Regions from separate parts of the Homo sapiens genome. Here region 1 is linked to region 2. Evidence: chromatin loops called from intact Hi-C (ENCODE). Cell type or tissue: gastrocnemius medialis. All regions are shown on one strand. Each heading gives the region's core, and the rest is flanking DNA. Links, peaks and the distances in the headings are about the cores only. Region 1 has its middle 48 kb from the start of LINC01358. Region 2 holds the start of LINC01358 (long intergenic non-protein coding RNA 1358).

What was found. A loop is a pair of places that touch in the nucleus more often than their neighbours do. Peaks named below come from ENCODE experiments on the same cell type or tissue, not always from the same donor. Only the 100,000 strongest peaks of a DNase experiment are listed, where the experiment ranks them.
Region 1: a loop joins it to region 2, with 4 times the contacts of the local background. A loop is called at or near these places in 10 of 110 quality-filtered maps.

What each region holds. Positions count from the first base shown.
Region 1 is chr1:58,969,353-58,974,732 of GRCh38, forward strand. No RefSeq gene overlaps it. Among named protein-coding and RNA genes, the nearest start is that of LINC01358, 48 kb to the right of the region's middle. In gastrocnemius medialis, for the core only: no CTCF peak of the experiment used is centred there; a DNase peak (open chromatin) is centred at 2,509; H3K27ac peaks cover 5,000 bases.
Region 2 is chr1:59,016,414-59,021,793 of GRCh38, forward strand. It overlaps LINC01358 (long intergenic non-protein coding RNA 1358), which reads left to right and starts at 4,063. Exons shown (of 3, transcript NR_110626.2): 1 at 4,063-4,210; 2 at 5,075-5,164. RefSeq lists enhancers at 3,745-3,794, 3,825-3,934. In gastrocnemius medialis, for the core only: no CTCF peak of the experiment used is centred there; DNase peaks (open chromatin) are centred at 2,628 and 3,978; H3K4me3 peaks cover 1,163 bases; H3K27ac peaks cover 4,813 bases.

The DNA of each region.
Region 1 (5,380 bases), core at 310-5,309, 47 kb before region 2:
TATGTCCTTTGCAGGGACATGGATGAAGCTGGAAGCCATTATCCTCAGCAAACTAACACAGGAACAGAAAACCAAACACCACATGTTCTCACTCATAAGTGGGAGCTGAACAATGAGAACACATGGACACAGGGAGGGGAACAACACACACTGGGGCCTGTTGGGGGAGGGGAGTGGGGAAAGCATTAGAGAAAAGAGCTAATGCATGCTAGGGTTAACACCTAGGTGAAGGGTTGATAGGTACCACAAACCACTGTGATACACATTTACTTATGCAACAAACCTGCACATCCTGCACTTATACCCCAGAACTTAAAAGATAAAAAAATTAAAAAATTAAAGCAAACAACAAACAAACAAACAAAAGTGATAATCAGGTGAGAGAATGAGGAAGAGGAATATTGTTTTCTAAATGAATATAATAGTTGGCTTTATTTTACAGTAAACATGTAGTTTCAAAAATATTAAAAACAAAGCACAGACAACTTGACAAATTACCATTTGTTCCACCACCTAGAATTAACTAATTTTTATATTTGTCATATTTGAATTATACATTTGTATGTGTATAAAAATTTTTAAAGTGTTATTAATAAAGCTGTGGTTCTCCTCCAAGAAAAAAGAGAAAAAGACACATGCATGGAAAAGAATCCCAGAGGACCCTTGGGCCCAGATCATTTCAGTCCGGTGTGGCTGGGACAAAAGAGGGAGAAGCCTTAGTTCTTGGGGGAGAAGGAGTCAAGTAGGACTTTACAGGCATACAAAGGTCTGGAGGGGGCCCTTCCAGGTACAGGAAAGAAACCTAGGGGAGCTCATCTGAAGGTCAGGGATGGATGACTTGCTCAAGGTCCCACAGCTAGAAACTGGCAGCCTGAAGATTTGAACTCAGGTCTGTCACATTCTTCTCCACCCCAGCAAATAAACCTGAAGGTGAAAGCTGTGTGATTTGGCTGGAGGGCTATGTCCAGCCTCTTTAAATCCTTCCCATCCCTTAAGGACTAGCCAACTCTTACAAATTCTCAGTAGGCTAATCTAATATCCACTGCTGAGTTCCTAGAAAATATGTGCCTCAATATTGCTCGTTATCTTTTAATGAAGCTATGCTTTTCTCTTCAACAATATAAATACATATAAACATTTATTTCATTTTTAAAAAATAAAATAAAGATTTGTGGTTTTCCACTCTATGTCATGACAATGTTTGGCAAAAGAGATAGGAAGAATGATAAAACCATCTTCATGGGTAGAAATAATTTTAAATTCTGTTTTACTTCCGTCACACACAGCAGGTACTCAATAAATACTTGCAGTGCTGGCCTGGCTAGGCTGTACTTTTTTATGACAGTGTATTAGTCAGATATTGCCACCATCATGCTGGGTAACAAACCACACGAAACTCAGTTGCTTACAACTACAAGCATTTATTTTTCTCACTGAGAGTTGGCTGGATACCTCAGGTTCAAGGTGCAGGCCCAGGGCTTTGGGTCAGTTTGAGTCTGCTTCTTTTGTCTCATTCTGGGGGCCAGGCTGAAAGAACCTCAGACTTGCCCTTTTCATGGTGGTAAATGAGACATGAGACAGGAGCAGAAGCAAGAGATAAGTAGAAACAGATCAAGCTTCTTGAGGTCTCAGCCCAGAACTGTCATGCTGTTGTTTCCACCCCCATAACTTTGCCCAGGGCAAGTCAATGGTCAAGCCCAATATCACTGCACAGGAAGACACATTTGCCCACTCTAGGGGGAGGCACAGCAAAGTCAGATGGCAAAGGGTATAATTCTAAAAGAAACAGAACATGAAGAACTGAAGAAAGATTCTAGGATTTGAAGGTAGACTTGACTTCAAATCTGAATTATCATTTACCTGCTTTGGAGACTAGAGAAATCGCTTAACCTTTTTGCATCTGTCTCCTCATCTGTTCTTACCTCTCTGGGGTGTAATAAGACTATTTCCCATCCTCACTTACTGAGTGCTGACAATGTACCACTCACTGAGCTTAGCATTTTATGAACATCATCACACATAAGACAGGTAAGGTAGGAATCCATCTCCCATTTAATAGATGAGGAAACTGAGATTGATAGATGTTAAGTGACTTGCCCAAAGTCACACAGCTACATTCGAAGTTTCATGCCAGGTCTGTGTCACCTCTACTTAATGTAAATAAGGCGTGTACACTGTCTGCCACATAGAGGGTCCTTGTTTCAGGTGAATTTCTGTATCTTTCCCTCTTAGAGAGTCCTGGAAACTTCTAGGTCGCTGGACTTTTACTTTCTGATGAACTTCACCCAAGCTGATGTGACCAGCTACCATCACCCAAGTTTCAAAGTTCATTGTTGCTTAAAAAAAATAAGGCTATTATTAGCAGCAATCAGAGGGCAATCACATTTCCCAGTCAGGAGTCTTTGGGAGGAAGGTTGTTTGAAGCAATGCCTGGATGGTGTTTGTGGTGCCACATGTCTGGTGTGGAGGCAAATTTCGTAATGGCCATGCCTGTCAGGTGATGCCGAGACCTCTGCTCAGAACAGATATCTTTCCAGTCGGGAGTGGCTGCTCTGACATCGCTGGGGAAGGACAGCTAGCAGCTGCTCTTTTGCAAGACTTGATTCATACAGCATGGAAGATACTAGTAAGAGCAAGTCTTTAGATAAGAGACCTGATTTAAATCAGGGTTGTGCCTCTGACTGGCTGGGTGGCCTTGGCCCCTGGTGATGCTGTTCCCTCTGCCTGCACACCTCCTCAGGGCCAGCTCTCCACCTTAGTGTCACTTCATCTAGGAGATCTTCCCTGACGTTCTCAAGCTAACACACTGGACACCCCCAGGCTCTGCACTTAGATGATCTTAATTGCTTGTTTAATTGGCTGTCTGCTACAGGATAAGTGTTGTTTGAGAACAAGCCCTGATCAATGTTTGCCACTGAAATCCTACTTCCCAGAATGATGTCTAGTGCATAGTAGGCACTGTAGGAACATTTATTTATCTAATGAATTCAGTAATAAACTACTAAAAGCATACTGTTGATTTGTAACCTTTTGGTGGTGGATCCAATATTGTCTGTGCTATGGAAGCCCCTTGGCTCTAAATCCTTGCTAATCAAAGTGTGGTCCTTGGATGGACCTACATCACCTGAGGGCAGCCCAGTAGTTTTAACTGTGCAGATCCTGAAGAGGTACGGGTACTGCTTGAACAGTATACCATTCATTGAGATGGACAGATGATGATCTATTTGTTAAGAAATAAGTTGTCAAAACCTTGCTAGTGACTAGCTTCAAGAGCATGCCAGATGCCCCATGGTCCCCAGGGTGATTTTTTTTTTTTTTTAACTATCTACCAGGAGAAGGGGATGAGCCAGTGCTTATTGTCTAGTCTCACTTCTGGTCTGTGAGGCAGATATCATCATCTCCACTGTATGCAGGAGGAGGGTGAGGTCCAGAGAGATTAAATCACTTGCCCAAGTTCACACAGTTGGGAAGAGGCAGAGTGGGGATATCCCCTTTACATCAAGCTGACTCTCCCAGGAAAGCTACCCTTTTAACTCTGACAGTAAAACCTCTGCCTTATTCCACATTCTGTCCTTAAATCCTCTTCACACAGGAAAAGCTACATTCTCTGAAGCATGTGAATGGGCCCTTCTGGGTCTTCTACTAAATATATACCCCATGGCTCCCTCCATTCTAGCCATGATGGCCTGATTTCTGTCTCTTGAATACACCAGCTGATGCCTGTCCCAGGACCTTTGCAGTTCCTCCTGCCTGCAGAGTGTCCCCAGATCTCCCCATGGTTGCCTGCTTCTCATCATTCAGGTCTCACTCTGTGTCACCTCTTCAGAGAGACTTTCCCTAAACACTCTAGGGAAAGCAGTCCTCCTCCGCCACCAACAAACATTCATTCTCATTCCCATTTTATTTTTTTTCCACATCACTTAATTTATGCTAAATTACCATGGGCATTCATTCAGATGTCTTTTTTTCTCTCCATTAGAGTGGATGTTCTTTGAGGTCAGAGTTCTTGTCTGGTTTTGGTTTGCACTATTCCCAGGCTAGTGAATTGTAAGGATGATTCTAACACATTCTTGTGTTGAGACGTTTTTGTATCCAGTGGATTTATATCAGGGCTTGCATTGGCTTCTTGTCTTCAGAAGGAGAGCAGACCCTTGTCCAAGTGTCCAATCATGCTTCAGGGTGTCAGAGGGGCTCCGATTAGCTGTTCAGGTGGGGTCTTATCAGGGTGCATGCAATTATCCATGCAATTCCTGACCCCAGAAGGAAGTGATCCTTTTCATCATTTGCACCCTGATAGGACCCCACCCAAACAGCTAATCAGAGCCCCTGTGACATCCTGAAGCATGATTGGACACCTGGACAAGGGGTCGGCTCTCCTGCAGACGAGAAGGCAATGCAAGCCCTGACATAAATCCACTGGATACAGTAATGTCTCAACACAAGAATGTCTTAGAATCATCCATACAATTCACCTGAATTTGCCCTTGAGTCTATGCTTTCTGAGGGGAGGGATAGTATCTACTTTCCTTACTGCCAGCACATGTCATCTGCCTACCTCTTTAGAAGGGAGCATCTGGTAAGTATTTGTTCCTTCTCTGACCTCTCTGGGTCTCAGCTGAGAATGTTAACAATGATAGACATAACTTTTGAATGCCATCGTGTTTTTCTCTGCTTGAGTCAGGTACACAAAGGAAAATAAAATTAAACCAGAAAGGAATGGAGGGAACCCATCTTTTCTTTCTGTTTGAGTATGCCAAAGCCCAGACTTGGGATCTTGACCTGGAGGAAGCCACCCAATTGCTGGACTCAGAATGACCTGATTTCTGCTTTTTATAAATAGGAAGTCCCATTGTCCATTTAGGCCTCACCATTGTTGAACTGCCCTGTTATATCCACACCTACTTCTTCTGTGGAACGTCCAAAGTGATACAGAACTCTGTACAACCCACTGAGTGGGCATGGAACCCAGCTGTACACCTCCATTGCTAGTCTTGAATGAGTTAGCTCATAGAGATGGAATTTGCAAACTAGTCTCTGAACATAGTCTGGCTCCTAACAGACCACCTTTCTAAATGATGTGGAGTTCTGAAGCATTTCTTGGACAGTTTGATCCACGTTGAGTGGAGAGGGACAATGGGTTGGTCCTAGAAGGTACTGAGGGCCCACGCTCTGTGAGACACTTTGTATACATGATCTTTAATTCTCACAATAGCCTTTATTATGCTATGCATTTTACAGATGAGGAAGCTGACGCCCAGAGAAGCTAAGTTACTGCCTCACTGCCTCACAGCTAGTAAGCAGCGAAGCCTAATGCTTGGTCTTCCAGTCCAGACTTAAGTTTAGAGCTGAGGAACTCCAGCTTAGATGCTAAGTGGCTTGG
Region 2 (5,380 bases), core at 235-5,234:
ATGAATGGTTTCTGCTCTCAGCCTTATTAGGGAAGGGCATGACCATTTACAGAACACCCGCTGTGCTTCACTGATGTCACAGCAGCGTGCACACAACTACAGCCAAGCCTTCCACCACACTGTCTCCCTCTGGGTCTTTGTGTGCCTCTGATGTCTTTTTCTTGCTGTCATGATCTCTTTTCTCTTTGCCCACTTCACTCTCACTCCTATGCAGGTGTCCACCTCTCTCTCTCTCTCCCTCTCTCTCTCTCTCTCTCTCTCTCCCCTCTTGTGTTTAAAAGTGAAACAGCAGGGCCAGGTGTGGTGACTTATGCCTGTAATCCCAGCTACTCAGGAGGCTGAGGCAGGAGAATCACTTGAACCTGGCAGGAGGAGGTTGCAGTGAGCCAAGATCGCACCACTGCACTCCAGCCTGGGCAATAGAGCGAGACTCTATCTCAAAAAATAAAAAATAAAAAGAATAAATAAATAAATAAAAGTGAAACAGCTTTGGGGCTGACTGGAGTTGGATGTAACCTGGAAGTTCTATGATTATACACCCCTTTGAGGGCTAGGATCCAGGTCAGTTTGTTCACCACAGTGTGCCTGACACCTAGCATTAGAGGCCATATTCAGTAGGAACCCGAAATATTGTTGCATAAACACATCGGTTTATATATATATGGGTGAGGAATGTATGCTTGGGAATGCTGAGGGGACCAGCACAGAACCAAAGAACACTGAGCAAGAAGCTACAGTTTTGCTCTAGCTTGGGCCTAAGCTTTAAGAGATGGGTTGAAAAAATTCCTTGAGGTTTTTAGAATGTCCAGCCAAGCTCCCTGTGTGAGAAATCTGACCGAGATTGTGAGTAGAAGCTTCTCTCCGGAATGAAGAGGCTGTGTCTAGAAACACCATCTCTGGGTTTTATCTCTTAGAGACATGAGGACCTGGGGAGCAGGGGGCTCTACAGAAGCCTAATGTTTTAGGAGCATGTAATGCAACATTCCTGACCTCAAGCAATAGTCAGCTCATAAAGATCTTAACTGTAATAGGGGTCCCTCCTCCTATTCTGCTCTGGTTGGTCGCATCAACCTGCACAAGTTCCCACTCTTTAAGCCCTATCCATCTGTTAAATGAAGGGTGCAGGTTAGATGATCCTTAAGGCTCTGCTGCTCTTGGATTTGTGAAATTAGCTAACGGATGAGCTGGGGATTTAAATAGGATTCCATGCCAGGGGCTTTTACCTTCACAGGACAATGGGAAACTAGGCTCTGATTGATTTCATTGCCTGCAGCACTGAATATGTCTGAGTTGCAGGCTGACTCATATAGGCCCTTCTAGAAGAGCTACTGGCCCAGAGAGGACGCTGCCTTCACTCTGAGGGTGGTCACCAGTACATGTGAATATGAGCGTAGAAATCCAGGTCTCTGCAGTGCAAGTGTCCATAATGGGGAAAAAACCACAAATATTTCACAACTCTCAGAAAAATAGTACTTGGTAGCCTATGCATGTTTATATTTCCTCCTTCAAGTGGTCCTCCCGCCTCACAACACACATACATGCATATGACCACAACTAATGCGATCAGGCAGTGTATACCTCCTAAACCACACACGTCCACATGCGCTCTTGCGGACATGCAACATACTTACATGTGTTACTTGGACACATGCCTTTGACATATATAGAGATTCTATGTGTTCCACACACATGCATATCCTGCATATTCAGACATTCCATTTTTGCCCTCACCTACTAGCATGTCCCAATCCCTGGAATGTGGCAAAAGGCAATAAAGGATGCAGATGGAATTAAGGATGCTAATCAGCTGACTTTATCTGAGTGGGCCTATGTAATCACAAGAGTCCTTAAAAGGTGGAGGAAGGAGGCAAAAGAATCAGCATCCAGAAGAATCAATGTCCAAATGTGATGTGAGAAAGACCCCACCAGCCTTGGCTGACTTTGAAGATGAAGGAAGGGGCCATCAACCAAGGAATGCAGGCAGCCTCTAGTTGAAAAGGCTGGAAAATGGATTCTTCCCTAGAGTCTCCAGAAAGCAGTAAAGCCTCCCACTGCCTTGATTTTAGCCCAGTGAGACCTGTGTCCAGCTTCTTACCTCTGGAGCTGTAAGATTATTAATTTGTGTTGTTTTAGGCTGTGAAGTTGTGGTAATTTGTTACAGGAGTGATAGGAAATGAACACCCACAGAATCAGACAGAGTCCCAACCTCATGAGTCTATGGTCTGAGAGAGGAGACAGGCACGAAACCAGGTGATAGACAACAGAGTAAGAGAGGCCGCAAAAACACAAAGGAGGACTCCCCAGCCTACACTTGGGCGTGGAGGGAAGATTTCCTCGTGGAAACTCCATAAAGGCAGGGACCAGTATTGACCCAGGTCTGCAACACTGACCACTATATCTGCACACACCCGATGCCGATAAGTGTTTGCTAGGGGAAGGAAGGAGGGAGAGAGGAAGAAAGGCAAGAGAAAGGCCAAAACTAGGACCCAATAGATAAATAGGATTTGAGGTGGGCGAATACAAGGTGGGGTGAACTGTCCCAGGCAGAAGACCTAGGGCTATTTTGAGAACTAAGTAGAGTTTCCTTTGGCTGGGACACAGTGCCCCACGGGGAACAGGGAAAGATGAGTAGGCAGGGCACAGATCAGGAGGAGCCTTATCAGCTATAATTAGACATTTGGCTCGTATCCTACGTGCAGTTGGTGCATGCTCGCTCTCGCTCGTTCTCTCTGGTTCTGTCTCCCCACCCCCACCCACTTGGGTGATATTTTAACATCTTTTAAATGAAGCATGTTTGTTTGATCTCATTTATGCTAAACAATGCTTATGGAACTATTTCCTCTTGTTCCCCAGGCCATACTCATGTCCCTACCCTTCAGCAATGATTGAGGACCTAGCTCCTCGGTTATCATTTTGGGTAAGATGGGCCCATCCAGTGGACAACAAGCACTGGATCTGTAACCACAGCCATCTGGGTTTGAGTTCATACTCCTTCATTTCCCAGCGAATGCTTAACCTCTTTCATCCCTGGTTTCCCTGTCTGGAAAATGGGTCCAGGACAGTGCCCACCTTAAGGGCTTGTTGTGAGAATCAAAAGAGCTAGTTCATAAAAGTGCTTTGAAAGGGCCAGATGTATCCTGAGTAGTCAATGGCAGTTGTCTACCACAATCGACACTCTTTGTATAGTTATTGTCAACCAGCCATAACTATTGTTACATGTTACATGAGTTTCCATGGCTCTCCAGATCTCCCTACCCTTCTGTACCCACCTCTGCACCCTAGGAGGCCGACCTGCATGGGCCCCATCAATGATCTCCCTTGCCTTCTAGCTCCCAATTGTGCCCAGCCTTTGCAAGTTACCAGCAAGAGATGCAGGGAGTGGCAGGAGAGTGAGGATGGGGGATTTATTCTCCCTGCTCCCTCCTTTTAGGATTTTGCTAGGGCTTGGCTGCTTTCTTCTCATGAAGGCAGCCTCTTTTTGGGGAGCCCTCTCCCTACAACTCCCGTCTTTTTGTTCCAGGAACTGCTCCCTCTTCTTGCCTTTTAAGAGATAGGGAAGGTAATGACTGCCTGCTGTTATAAGCCCCAGAGTTTCCTTTGCATCTAAGTAAATGATCTTTTCCTTAAATTCCCTCCAAGTTACACAGTTTGAGTGTACCATCCATTTTTTGCTAGAACACTGACTGAGACAACTTTTTTTTCAAATACTGGGACTGCTGGCTTCACAGACCGAGACTCCATCCTGATAAGGAAGCCCTTGTCCCTTGTCCCACTGGTTAGCTCTAGAACATTCAGCAAGGTGATCACATTGTCACAAGACCACTTCTTTTTCATTCTGCATGAAACTGAAAATGTCAAGAAAATTTCTGAGTTTAATAGACAACATGATCATACTCCAGACTAGAAAATGAAACCAAAACCAATTGACCTAGGCAGAAAGTTAGGTTGTAACGGGTTTCCTGCAGCCAAAGAGCCATGAGTCACAGCAGCTGGCTCAAGGCTGGGAGGGGAAGTAAAACACTAAATCTAAGGACCACTCTATTCACCCTACAGTGACTGCTCTTTTTCCCTCCTGCCACAGTCCAGGGTAGGAGATACTTCTCCAGGCTCTCACTTATGGGGGCTTTCCTGCTGGCTACATCACTGAAATGGAATCTCCTAGTGGCCCTTCTCCCTCTACAGCTCTGGTGTTACACTGAAAAACTAGAAGGTCAGTCCCTTTTATATTTACCACCATTAAGGTTGCAGGAGCCCAGCATGTCCCCATAGGCCTCCTTCTCCATTCTCCTCTTCCCCTTGTTTTGTGCCTGGTTTGTTTCCTGTCCAAATTGGGTCCTCCTTTTCTAGACCATGAGCTTGCTGAGGTCAGGGAATGAGTCTTCGTATCCTTGGTACCCAGTTCAGAGCCTGCCTTTAGGGAGTGTTTACTCTAGCACTGTGGTTAGGCAAAGAGATGTGAGTTTGAGTCTTGGTTTCCTTAGTCTTTTATCACTCACTTCTCAAATTAAGCCATTTGTATTTTTTTTTCTCTCTCTCTCTTTAGAGACAGGGTCTCACTCTGTCACCCAGGCTGGAGTGCAGTGGTGCAATCATAGCTCACTGCAGCCCTGAACTCCTGGGCTCAAGCCATCCTCCTGCCTCAGCCTCCCAAATAGCTAAGACTACAGGTGCACATCAATGCCTCTGGATAATTTTTTTTTTTAATTTCTGTAGAAACAGGGTTTCACTATGTTGCCCAGTCTGGTCCCAAACTTCTGGTCTCAAGCAGTCCTCCTATCTCAGCCTTCCAAAGTGCTAGGATTATAGGCATGAGCCACTACATTCAGCTACTGCTTGTATCTTCTGATTCTTGTTTTGATACCACTGACCTTAGGTAGGGTATTTTATCTTCCTGAATTTTATTTTTCTATGTGTATAAAGGAGATTAAATTATCCTTCTAATAGGCTTGTTGTGGGGATTAAGTGAAATAGTGTATACAAAGTTCTTAGCATACTTTGAAGCTATTATTTTTATTATTATGCTAGTAAATAAAACTTTCTGGAATTAGAGACTCACATGCCTGTTTGTCTACAGTTTCAAAACAGACAAGGGAAAAAGAGAAACATCAGAAAGTCTGATTAAAGTAGAAGCATCATATTTCTATCAACGTATCCACTGTGCTTGGTAAGTGGCAGTCTCTCGTCCTGTAAGAGACTTGGGCTTTGAAAAGGGCTTTGGATCTCAGATCTGTCGACATGGGCCTTGTCATGAACCTCAGCTTCCTCATCTCCAAAACTGCTATAGGCCAGGCAAGGTGGCTCACGCCTGTAATCCCAGCACTTTGGGAGGCCGAAGCAGTTGGATTGCTTGAACTCAGGAGTTTGAGACCAGCCTGGGCAA